Regions from separate parts of the Homo sapiens genome. Here region 2 is linked to region 1. A link is a contact called in ENCODE Hi-C or POLR2A ChIA-PET data. All regions are on one chromosome and are shown on one strand. The core of a region is the stretch at or near the end of the contact, and the rest is flanking DNA. Distances in the headings are between cores, read along the strand shown.

What was found. Hi-C counts contacts between places; a loop is a spot of excess contacts on that map. ChIA-PET counts read pairs that join two places held with the same protein, here RNA polymerase II (POLR2A). Pooled maps may share reads with other maps.
Region 2: a pooled map shows a loop between it and region 1 (4-fold over the local background). The contact joins the enhancer-like site here to the promoter of GAPVD1 in region 1. A Hi-C loop is called at or near these places in 3 of 50 pooled maps. POLR2A ChIA-PET finds 5 or more read pairs at or near these places in 3 of 52 experiments (PC-9, T-cell and endothelial cell of umbilical vein).

The regions. Positions count from the first base shown.
Region 1 is chr9:125,258,500-125,263,982 of GRCh38, reverse strand. GAPVD1 (GTPase activating protein and VPS9 domains 1) reads right to left here and starts at 2,157. Exons shown (of 28, transcript NM_001282680.3): 1 at 2,024-2,157. It also overlaps the pseudogene RPS10P17. RefSeq lists silencers at 2,011-2,140, 2,079-2,260.
Region 2 is chr9:126,393,296-126,398,941 of GRCh38, reverse strand. It overlaps MVB12B (multivesicular body subunit 12B), which reads right to left. Exons shown (of 10, transcript NM_033446.3): 6 at 3,245-3,367. Among named protein-coding and RNA genes, the nearest start is that of NRON, 14 kb to the left of the region's middle. RefSeq lists a silencer at 314-373. Within about 2 kb of position 1,766, at least 4 of the 41 ENCODE cell types and tissues checked have a DNase peak (open chromatin) inside an H3K27ac peak, as active enhancers do.

The sequences.
Region 1 (5,483 bases), core at 908-3,407:
AACCTTCATGTCATGAAGGCCATGCAGTCTCTCAAGTCTCAAGGCTACATGAAGGAACAGTTTGCCTGGAGACATTTCTACTGGTACCTTACCAATGAGGGTATCCAGTATCTCCGGGATTACCTTCATCTGCCCCCCGGAGACTGTACCTGCTACCCTACGCCATAGCTGTCCAGAGACCGGCAGGCCTCAGCCTAAAGGTCTGGAGGGTGAGTGACCTGCGAGACTCACAAGAGGGGAAGCTGACAGACATACCTACAGATGGAGTGCTGACAGACATACCTACAGATGGAGTGCTGTGCCACTTAGTGCCGACAAGAAAGCTGAGGCTGGGGCTGGGTCAGCAGCCAAATTCCAGTTGAGACGGATTTGGTCGTGGACGTGGTCAGCCACCTCAGTAAAATTGGAGAGGATTCTTTTGCATTGAATAAACTTACAACCAAAAAAAAAAAAACAACAGTTCTTCTAAGTAGACTTATAAATCCAAAAAACCTTATTTCTATTTCAGGAGTTTTTTTGTTTTGTTTTGTTTTTTGAGACGGAGTCTCGCTCTGTTGCCAGGCTGGAGTGCAGTGGCGTGATCTTGGCTCACTGCAATATCCACCTCCCGGGCTCAAGTGATTCTCTTGCCTCAGCCTCCCAAGTAGCTGGGATTACAGGCATGGGCCACCACACCCAACTAATTTTTGTATTTTTAGTAGAGATGGGGTTTCACCATGTTGGCCAGGATGGTCTCGATCTCTTGACCTCAATGATCCGCCCGCCTCGGCCTCCCAAATTATTTCAGGAGTTCTTAATCTTTTTGTGCACGGACCTCATTGGCAGTTTGGTGAAGCCTATGGTCCCTTTCTCAGATTTCTTTTAAGTGCATAATTAAATACATGTGATTACAAGGGAAACCAATTATATGGAAATATTAGCAAAACAACAAACTAATATGGTCATAATATATGTACAGCCTTATTATCACATTAAATAACAATGTCTAACGGCGGGTCTAGTAACACCAGAAATTCAAAGAAGTGTTAACCATAAATGATATTCTGAGCTATCTGCAACTGTAAACATGATGCAAAAATATCCGTAATTTTTATTGATCACAAAGTCATAGGCGCTGCTAATGCTACTCTGGCTTGTTGTCCACATTCGTAACTGAAGGAAATAATAAGTTTCAGTTAGCAGTCAATAAAAATAATGATGTCATTTTATCCTCCTTCTAGTGAAAGGACCCTTCTAATTCTATCCATCAATGAACTCCAGTTTAAAACCCCTCTCTAGTTCAAAGTCCTGCTCAGAACTGATTTTCGTCATAAATTTAAAAATAAAAACACTGATTCCTCCTTTGACCTAGTTCTCATCTGAACCTATCACTATGTCTCCCTGTTTTTATGCACATTTATACACAGAACCCTGGGTGTACTTCTGTGGTTTGCCTAGCCAGCACTCACTACAATTTTGCCAGTCAATAAAAGGTGAAGTTAAAAGAAAAGGGATGGAAACAACCAACAGCTCCCTCACTTTCAGACCTCCGACAGCAAGTGGAAAGATGCCAAGTACAGTGAGTGTCTGTGTTAGGTGGGCTGCCCCCAGACCCGTGTGTCCAGCTTGTCAAGCTTCCCTGCAGCACGATATCTTTATCAGCGACACTCAGAAGACATTCCATTTCGTTCTCGCCTCCTATACTCAGTTCCCTACCTGCCGGGCCTCTCGTCTCTGGCCCCCACCCGAGGCCGCCCCGCGGTCCTCCTGTCCCTTCCCATCCCATCCCCCACGCGTCTCTCCCTCTCCTCAGCCCCAGGCCGCCCTGGCTCCTGCGCGCCGCCACATCTCTCCCCTGGGTCTAACCCAGTGTCCCCCGACCCCCACCTCGCCCGACACTGACGGGAAGAGCCCAGGACCCCGGGGTCAGTTGGACCTGACGGCCGGGCAGTCAGAGACAGGCTGCGGCCCTAGGCCGGAGCAACCCGGCCGCGAGGCAGGGAGCCGCTCACAGCCCGCGGACTAAATCGGGACGCGTACTCACCAAGGGGGTCATGCGGGGGAGGACACGGAGGACTCTGTCGGACCGCCACTCGGCCTCGGAGCCGTCGCCCTAGCCGGTGACTGCCCCCGCCGCCGCTGCCGCCACCTTCGCCACTCGCCTGTTGGCTTCCCTGCGTCCTGCAGCGGCGCTGCCGCCACGCCAGCGCGCGTGCGCAGCGCCGCGGGGGCCTCTGGGAGCTGTAGTTCCGCCCGGGCGGCTAGGGGCTCCCACTTCCGCCTTAGGCAGCCCTAGGTCAGCTGCCCCCTGAGGCTGTCGTGGGTGTCCGGGTCCGGAATCGTCTTCCGGAAGGCTGTTCACCAGGCCTGGGCCCTGGTTTCCGCCTGCAGTAATGCTGGACGTGAAGAATCCGACTGAGCAAGTATGTGTAAAGCAAAAATGTAGAGCGTTTTATGCTTTCTGTGACAACGCTCAGTTGCCCAGGACACATTATTCGCATGAATGACTCTCTCTCTTCTCTGTTTCTCTCTCACACGTACGCACACACTACTTACAAACCTCCCTTCCCTTTTTTTTTTTTTTTCGAGACGGAGTCTGGCTCTGTCGCCCAGGCTGGAGTGCAGTGGCTCAATCTCGGCTCACTGCAAGCTCCGCCTCCCGGGTTCACGCCATTCTCCCGCCTCAGCCTCCCAAGTAGCTGGAACTACAAGCGCCCGCCACCACGCCCGGCTAATTTTTTGATTTTTAGTAGAGACGAGGTTTCACCGTGTTAGCCAGGATGGTCTCGATCTCCTGACCTCGTGATCCGCCCGCCTCGGCCTCCCAAAGTGCTGGGATTACAGGCGTGAGCCACCGCTGCCGGCCCCTCCCTTCCCTTTTGTTCTAAGTGCCATTAATTGGTTTGGATGGTATCTGGATTTTCAGTGTAAAACCTGCCTTCCCACTTCTCAGTTTCTAAAATCTTGCTTATCATAAACTTCACCATGCAGTTATTTTAGGTAAGTCAATAAATGAACTGTCTAATAATTTTTGTAACACCATAACTCATATATTCAGAGGTCAAGTTAGCTGAGTTGAACAGTCTAGAAACCTTAAAATTGGAAGATACCTGCTTAAAGGTCACTAGTGCAACTGTTGCCCAGGCAGGAATTCCCTCCTGTACATTCAGCCAGATGGTCATCTTCCTGTTCAACAGTTCAAATTTCAGGGAGCTCACTCCCTCAAGTAATGCAGCCTGCTCCACTGTTGGACAGCTCTAAATGTTAGAAAGTTCTGCCTCCTGCTGAGCTGAAATCTGTTTCCCTTTATTTCCTTCCATTGCTGGTAGTTAGGCTGCCTGGAGCAATACAGAATGTCTTCCACTTGACAGATCTTCAAAAAATTGAGAACAATGATTATATCCTCCAATACTGGGAGTCTCCAGGCAAAAAAAGGAAAAAAGTAATAATCATTTCCCCAGCTATTTCAAATGTCAATCAACTCCCAAACTGCTTTCTATCTACTCACCTCTCTTGATGTCACCTTTAGGGGCATGGTGGCATATGCCTATAATCCTAGCACTTTGCGAGGCCAAGGCAGGAGGATTGCTTGAGCCCAGAAGTTCAAGACCAGCCTGAGCAACATAGTGAAACCCCAACTCTACAAAAAATACAAAAATCAGCGAGGCATGGTGGCTTGCACCTGTAGTCCCAGCTACTAGGGAGGCTGAAGTGGGAGGATCACCAAGCCCAAAAAGGTCAAGGCTGCAGTGAGCTGTGATCATGCCACTGAACTCCATCCTGGGCAGCAGAGTGAAACCTGTCTCAAAACAAAACAGCAACAACAACATTGACAGAATTGCTTCATATTTATTGCCTTGTTTTATGACTACATAGGTAGTAATAGAACCACCTATGGTAGGCTGGTCAGATGTTATTGCTATCGTGCTGCCATTCAACTCATTCAGGAATTCAATCAGCTCTGTTACAAGACATTACTCAATGCACCGCTGGCATGAAATAAGCAAGAGGAGGCCGGGCGCAGTGGCTCACGCCTGTAATCCCAGCACTTTGGGAGGCCGAGGTGGGCGGATCATGAGGTCAGGAGATCGAGACCATCCTGGCTAACACGGTAGAAACCTGTCTCTACTAAAAATACAAAAAATTAGCCGGGCATGGTGGCAGGCGCCTGTAGTCCCAGCTACACGGGAGGCTGAGGCAGGAGAATGGCGTGAACCCGGGAGACGGAGCTTGCAGTGAGTGGAGATCGTGCCACTGCACTCCAGCCTGGGCGACAGAGCGAGACTCTGTCTCAAGAAAAAAAAAAAAAGAAAAGAAATAAGCAAGAGGATACAATTTACAATCTAGGGTAGGATGAAACTGCCACAGATTAAGGATCATCATAATAAGCCAAGGTACAAAGCATTCTGAGATTCTCAGAGAGAATGGCCTTTTCAAGTTGAGGGTTCATGACCTTATGGAAGAGGTGACAGTTAGGAGTTACTGGATGGCTGGATTTCAAGACAAGAGATGGCATTCGTGGACTGCTAAGGAAGAACTCAGCCTTAGCAAAACCACATTCACAGTGGGCTCTGGAACACTGCGTCTGGGTAGGCTGGAGCACCCAGGCCAGGGAGGAAGGGAAGGAGAGGCCCCAAAAGTTGCAAAAGAATCTTCAGGGAAGCTGCATTGCATGTGAGAAGTAAAAAAGGAACTAGAATGGTCAGTTAATCTTCTGAGCCCTGTTCTGTCACCTACAAATGAAGAACTTGAACTAACAAGCAATTTTCTTTTTTTTTTCCAGTCAGCACACTCAAGGAATTCAAATCTCCTGCTAGAACTATGGATCACTACAACAGTGATTCTTGGGAAATATGGAATAGGTATTATTTTCATCCCTTTTACAAATGGGAAAGTAAACTCAAGAGGTGAAAATTTGCTCAAAATCAATAAGTAGTACTCACTGAGGGCAGATCACTGTCTCCCTAGAACCTGGCATACTGCCTAGAATGTAATGTTTGTTTTTTGTTTTTTAAATGAATGGATGAATACACAGTAAACTCTGTCCAAAGCCCCTTTCTTTCCATACACAACTCAGTCTTCCCTGACATAGAAGGATATGAAGTTACTTGTTCATGGTCACAAAATTCATACTGGACCTTGTGTAGAGTTTAGTTCTTCAGCCTCCCAACTCCATACTCTATTAAACTACTCTGCCTTAGAATCGCAAAACATTTTTTTTAATGTTCTTTTTCCTTCTATGTGTACACAGCCAGTCTTAGAAGTAAGCCAAGAAAGCAGATGCTATGGCCAAGTGATTTAAGGGGCCTCTGGCAAGTATTTCTGGACAAAAAAACACTTTATCCCCAGGTCCCTCAAAGGCCCCCAAACTTCATCACTTATATTGAATCACAAATGTTAACTTGAGGTGAAAATTTAAACCAACACATAGTCCCTGAGGGCGCAGACTCCATCTTATTCACCACTGGGCGTACTGCCTAGAATGTAATAATTTGTCTACATTT
Region 2 (5,646 bases), core at 517-3,016, 1.1 Mb before region 1:
AGATCCACCTTTGTCTGAAGTAAAGCTGGGAATGAACGGCATTCCAAAAAATGGCAGGAAATTCTTTGAAATCTGAGCGATGACACAAGAAATGGAGGCGGAGCACATGGTTTTGGCTTTGGAGAGGAATACAGACTCAAGAAGGCAGCAAGATCTGTGACCCACCGCTTCCTAGGTCCTCCTGGCTGGCCTGGGCCAGGGCTCTGCGGCGAAAGAGCCTGCCACTAGCTCCGGCTCAGAACCGCATTCCCCGCCACCGCCACGGCTGGGCAGTAGAGGGCGCTGCGTCACCGCGCTCCCAGAGGCCCGATCCACGCCACACAAAGACCGCACTGGACGTGGTTCTCAGGTTTATGGTTAAGGCTACCTGAGAAAAGAGTAGCAAGATGCAGACTTGCTATTACACGATATGATATCACCTATGTAAAAAGTACACAAGAAAAAGACTTGAGGGAAATATAACAAAAGGTTATAAGCATCTGCTCGTGGGAAATGGAATTCCTGTTTTTTCATACTTTCTACATTCTGCCAATTTTCTACAAGCCTGGATTACTCTCGCCATAGGAAAAGACCCGCGCAGTGCTCAGGGACCAGGGAGTAGTCTGGAGGGGTTGCCAGGGACGCATTTATGGTGAAACTGAATTCGTGCCTGGATTCAGGTAGGCGCTGGGGAGCTCCTCGGAGGCTCACCACATGCCCTCACCACCACACGGGCTCGAGATGCCCCGGAAGCGCTCACAGAAGAAGACCCAGCACAGGCCCAGCCCAGGAGCCTCTGGGAGGGCTTCCCGGGAGAGAAGTCCTCTGCGCTGAGACCTGTCAAACACACCTCATGTGCAGGGAGCACCGGGAGCAAAGGCGCAGAAGCCAGGGGAGGAGGAGGCTGCCAGCGCACGTTAATGTCTGGGGCTCTGGCTGGGAAAGGGAAGACAGGAAATCCCGGAGCTGGTGTGCAGCCCTGCAGGCCCCACTGAGGGGCCTGCCTTACCCTATAGGCTCCTGGTAGACCCCCAGCACTCGGAGCACAAGCCCCAGCCACTGCTCCCCACCAGAGGGGAGGTGATCAGATTCCTCCTCTGGAGAGTGTAGAGACCTGAAGCCTCAAGGAATAAAACAGCATACTCATCCTTTCCTAGGTCTTCAATGGAAAATTTGAATGAATAATCAACATTTCATTTTAAAATAAATCAAAGATACTGGATAGGAAAACAACACACAAAAAAACCCCACAAAAACCAAAAAACCCTGATGGATGAGGCTTACATAGGTGTGCATCCTACCTGTAAATTACCGCACAGGAGAACTTGGGACAGACAAATGGCTTTTACTTGGAAGCACTAATGAACATTCAATTATCCTGTTGCATATTGGCTGACTTAACTCAGCCAAATTAGAATACATTTTATATTGACTATTTTGACATTTGTTTTATTTGGCAAGTAAAACAAAACTGATCCGATTTCCTTGCAGCCATTGTAAACCATAAACTGTACAGCAGAGGTGATAAAATACATAAGCCTTATAAACATCTGGTTCTGACGCACTACCCTCCAAACCCACCAGGCTGCCGGTGGCTCGGTGTTCTCGGCTGTCTTGCTTCAGGTGCAAGTGACTTTGCTCTCACAGTCACCAGCAGGCTTCTGAGAGCTCTCTCTGCTTTATCTGAGAGAACTGGTGTTCTTTCTTTAACCACAGAAAGTCAAAACCTGCCTGAGGTGGTGCCCATTTCTGGGCCCTTCTAGACCACATGATGTCAGCAGGGAGCAGCTGTAACAACTTCAGGGCAACTGCTCCTGTGGGGGCTTTCCAGCCTCTGCAAGGAGCCCACACTTGAGCTGCTCCAAGTACAAGTGATGGGCCTCAGCACAGGTGATGGAGGACCCCGACACACAGGTGATGGACTTAGCTGACTCCCCAGCACAGGTGACACACCTGATATAGCCTTGAGCACAGGAGACAGTGACCCTCAGCAGTGCCCTCCAGGGCGGAGCTGACAGCGCTCTGGCTCAGAAGTGAGGAACAAGTGCTGATGGGCAGTGCGAACCTCACACTCTTGAACCCAACAGAGACTCAACTGTTCACCCTGCAACTCTGGGAGGCTTATTAGAGATTCCTATCTTTTTATGCCAAATGAAACTGAAAACTACTTCTAAAGTTTCAGGCAATTCCAGGGGTAGTTAAGTTTAAATACCACTCTTGGTTTGTGAAACTGTCATGAGAAGGACCAGATTGTCTTTATAGGGGGATGTCCCAGAGGACAGAGTCCTCAGGGCTTTGGAGCCTCATTACAGCACATTCTTCCAAGTGAGACGGAGGCTTGGCACAGAGGAACAGAGTACAGAGAGCTGGTGGTATGTCCCGGAGGGCAGGCTGTATTGTGGATGGCCCAGGAAGACCTACTGGTGACTCTTCTGTCCGGTTCCTGACAGATTTTGTTCATCTCTATTCACCCACGTGGAAGCTTGGAGATCCATTCTCATTTACGTTATGTCAATCCCTAAGTGTTGCTGCCTCACCGTTCTTGTTTTATTTACTTTTGCAATCCCTTTCTCAAGCTTAATCCATCAGTGCTGTTTGTTCCTTGCCCTTAGTTTACTCCTAGTGATGCACAGGATTTTTATTTGACAGGATTCTTTTTGCAGAAAGTGTAGAGACTGTTACTACCTCTGTTATGACTGAAATCAGTTGCAGAGCAAACAGTTGGCTCACCCAAGTTTCTTTGCGGAGACAATTGTTAAAACTAGCATTTCCTGAAAAACTCCTCACTATTCTCTCATACCCAAACTACCCATTTCTTACTTTATAGCTCATTGGAAAAAGAAATTATATGAAAATGAAGAATATAAGAACTCACCTACCCTCCTGGGTTTCAAATGAGTTGCTGGCCAAGACAGAGAAGGAATTTGACCTTAAGGCCAGTGATCCCAACCCCATGGCTATACAGCACGTGTCTGTGTGTAGCTAGCAGCTCTTTTGAATAGGGAGCCAATTTTAAGTTGCATAATCTGCAATTTTAGAAGCCTGCAGAACACGCACAAAATAGACTATAGAATGGCCTTTGCATTCATGTAATGCAAAGATTTCCAAGTGGATTTTTAAAAATCTCCTCTAAAGATATATTGCTTCTACAATTATTCAGCTGTACTTTGCAGTATTTCAGCAGACACTAAGTGGTGGTGTTCTAAAATGTTGTGCAGGGACCTAAGACCACAGGACAACGCAAGACACCCCGACAAGGCCTCACCTGGGAAGGTTGGGGGCTGGGGTGGAGGCAGCTGATGACTGGGAAGGCGTTGTGGGTTGAGATGAGTCATGATTTCTTGGTACTCTGCCCATTCGATACCAGATCCCCATGCTGTTCAGTTCCCTTTAGGAAAAAAGAGAAATCTTCATGGCTCTGGTTAGCACAAAGCATTTACCTGAGTGACAAAGCAAACCAATTCATTTAAAAGAGTCATGGCCTCAAACACCAGGGAATCAATTCTTGCCCTCCACGTGAAATGGGTTCCACCGTCTCCTTTGTGCTCTGGGTGTCATAGTTCACACGAGGGTGACCCGTTCCATCTAGGCAGGCCTTCGGGACAAGGCCGCCTGCATCACCCTTCCCAAGCTTGCCTTCCTACTCCAACTGGTACTTTCCTTGCTTCTCCAAACTTCTTTTTGTTTTGCCATTTCCTTGTGGAGTGTGACGTGATAATCCACATCAAGTCCTTTGTGCAATTAGGAGAGACAGATAGGGAGATGCTGGTTTTTAACCATGAGAAGAATTAGCCCCCTACTCTATAACACACTCCAATCTCAGGATACAGCCTCTTGCAGCTGGGTGTCACCTGCCGTTGGACTCATTCTCAGGGTCAGTTTGGGAGTCATCTTCAAACTACAAAACTCGAGGCCCCATGAACCACACAACTAGGAGTGGACACCAAGGGGCCTCCCAGACGCCGCATAAGCTCTCCTGTGACCTCCCTCGCAGTCACCACAGCCCCGCCCCCTACTACACCACACACTCGTGAGTGCTGAGGAGACAGCCACGCTCCTAGGAATAGTGACGGGATCATTTTCACCATATTCAGTTTCCAACTTCCCAGTTGCCCACAGAACTGCATCTTTGGGACCTGATGTAGAGGAATATAATCTCTTCAAAAAATGGAAAATGACTTATTCTGTGGGAACCCCTAATAAGCTTCTCAGAACACCCCAGGAACCATGTAAAACCACAATCCTGTCTTCTTAGATGAGTGATTCCAATGAACTGCACTGATTTCTCCACCTCTGGGCCGTGGCCTCCAGCTGCCAGGCTTTGGAGGTGCTGTTTGCAATGTGAGGTTTCTATCTTCCCCAACTGACAATCCCAAACCCTTGCAAAGTAACATGTAGAACTGTGCCCGCTTTTAAGAATAAGTGACTTAGAGTTCTGAATACTGAATTCTCTTTCCTTGCTTAAAAATAACACTGGAATTGTCTTCCTCTGGAAAAGAACTGTTGCCCCAAGATGAAATAAAACTATAGCAATATTTCCAAAGTGACATAAAGGAAAAAAGCCTTTGGTTTTATCAAGGTACATACTGGTACATATCTATTCCTTAAAATTTTTAAATTGGTTAAAAATGGAATCTTTTTACAACAGGATAGTTTGTAGTTAAAGATACACATAGCAACTGAAATTAGATTTAAAAGTTCATTACTAAATTGCTGGTTTCTGCCATTTGTATGTAAATGGGTGCTTCTGAGGTGCCTGAAGTATGTTTATTCTAACTATTTCCTACTCCTGTAGTCCTGTTTACATAATTAGTGTAAACCGTGTTGCAAAACGGGATTTTTGAGTGTGTAGGAAGGGAATGATCACAGAGTCCTTCTTAACCACATGATCTTGACACAGAGCATTCAGATGCCAGAGCTGAACACCCACCGAGGTGAAACTCTGCATTTCTGTGGTACCTGCTCCCTGCATGCTTCAAGCAAATGCCACGAGGGCTCATCTGCTGTCTCACCGGGTCTAGGCTATCAGAAAGGCCCTGGCTGATACAAAGGCGGCTCTGGGCTCAAATGAACAAGAGTAAAGCAGAGTACAGGCCTGAGCCAGGAGGCTGGCCTCAGAAGCCGAGGAGGACAGGGTGCCTCTGGGAGCCCACAGGGAAACACATGGCCCCTGCCAGCCCTGGCCAGGGAAGACGCACATGGCTGAGGGGGCTGTAAACCATCTGCCACACCGAGTAAAGTGCACACCTGGATTTCAGTTGACTGAAGACAGTGAACATCTATTTCCTTCTGGACAGCTGGCATCCACTCACCCCCTTTCTGACTTTTGACTGCCCCTCCATATTTTAGGAGCAGCACCAGTCGTGGTTTGTCCTTGAGTTCCAATGGAGCTGATCCTACTTCCTGCTCAGGCCTGGTCAATGGAAGAATTTTCCAGAAAACAGTGACAAGCCCAGGGTGCACATGACCCTACCTAGATCAATCAAGACCAATGAGACTAAATTCTAGAACTTCTTTTGAACTGTCAGGAACACAAACTTGCTCTTGGCCTCTGGACTTGAACCTGGATGAAAAGCAGGTGGAGCTACTGTAGCACCAGGCCTCCTCGAGGGGGAAACATGTCAGAACAGAGCCCAGCACCGGAGCCAGGGGGAGACAGGGAAACCA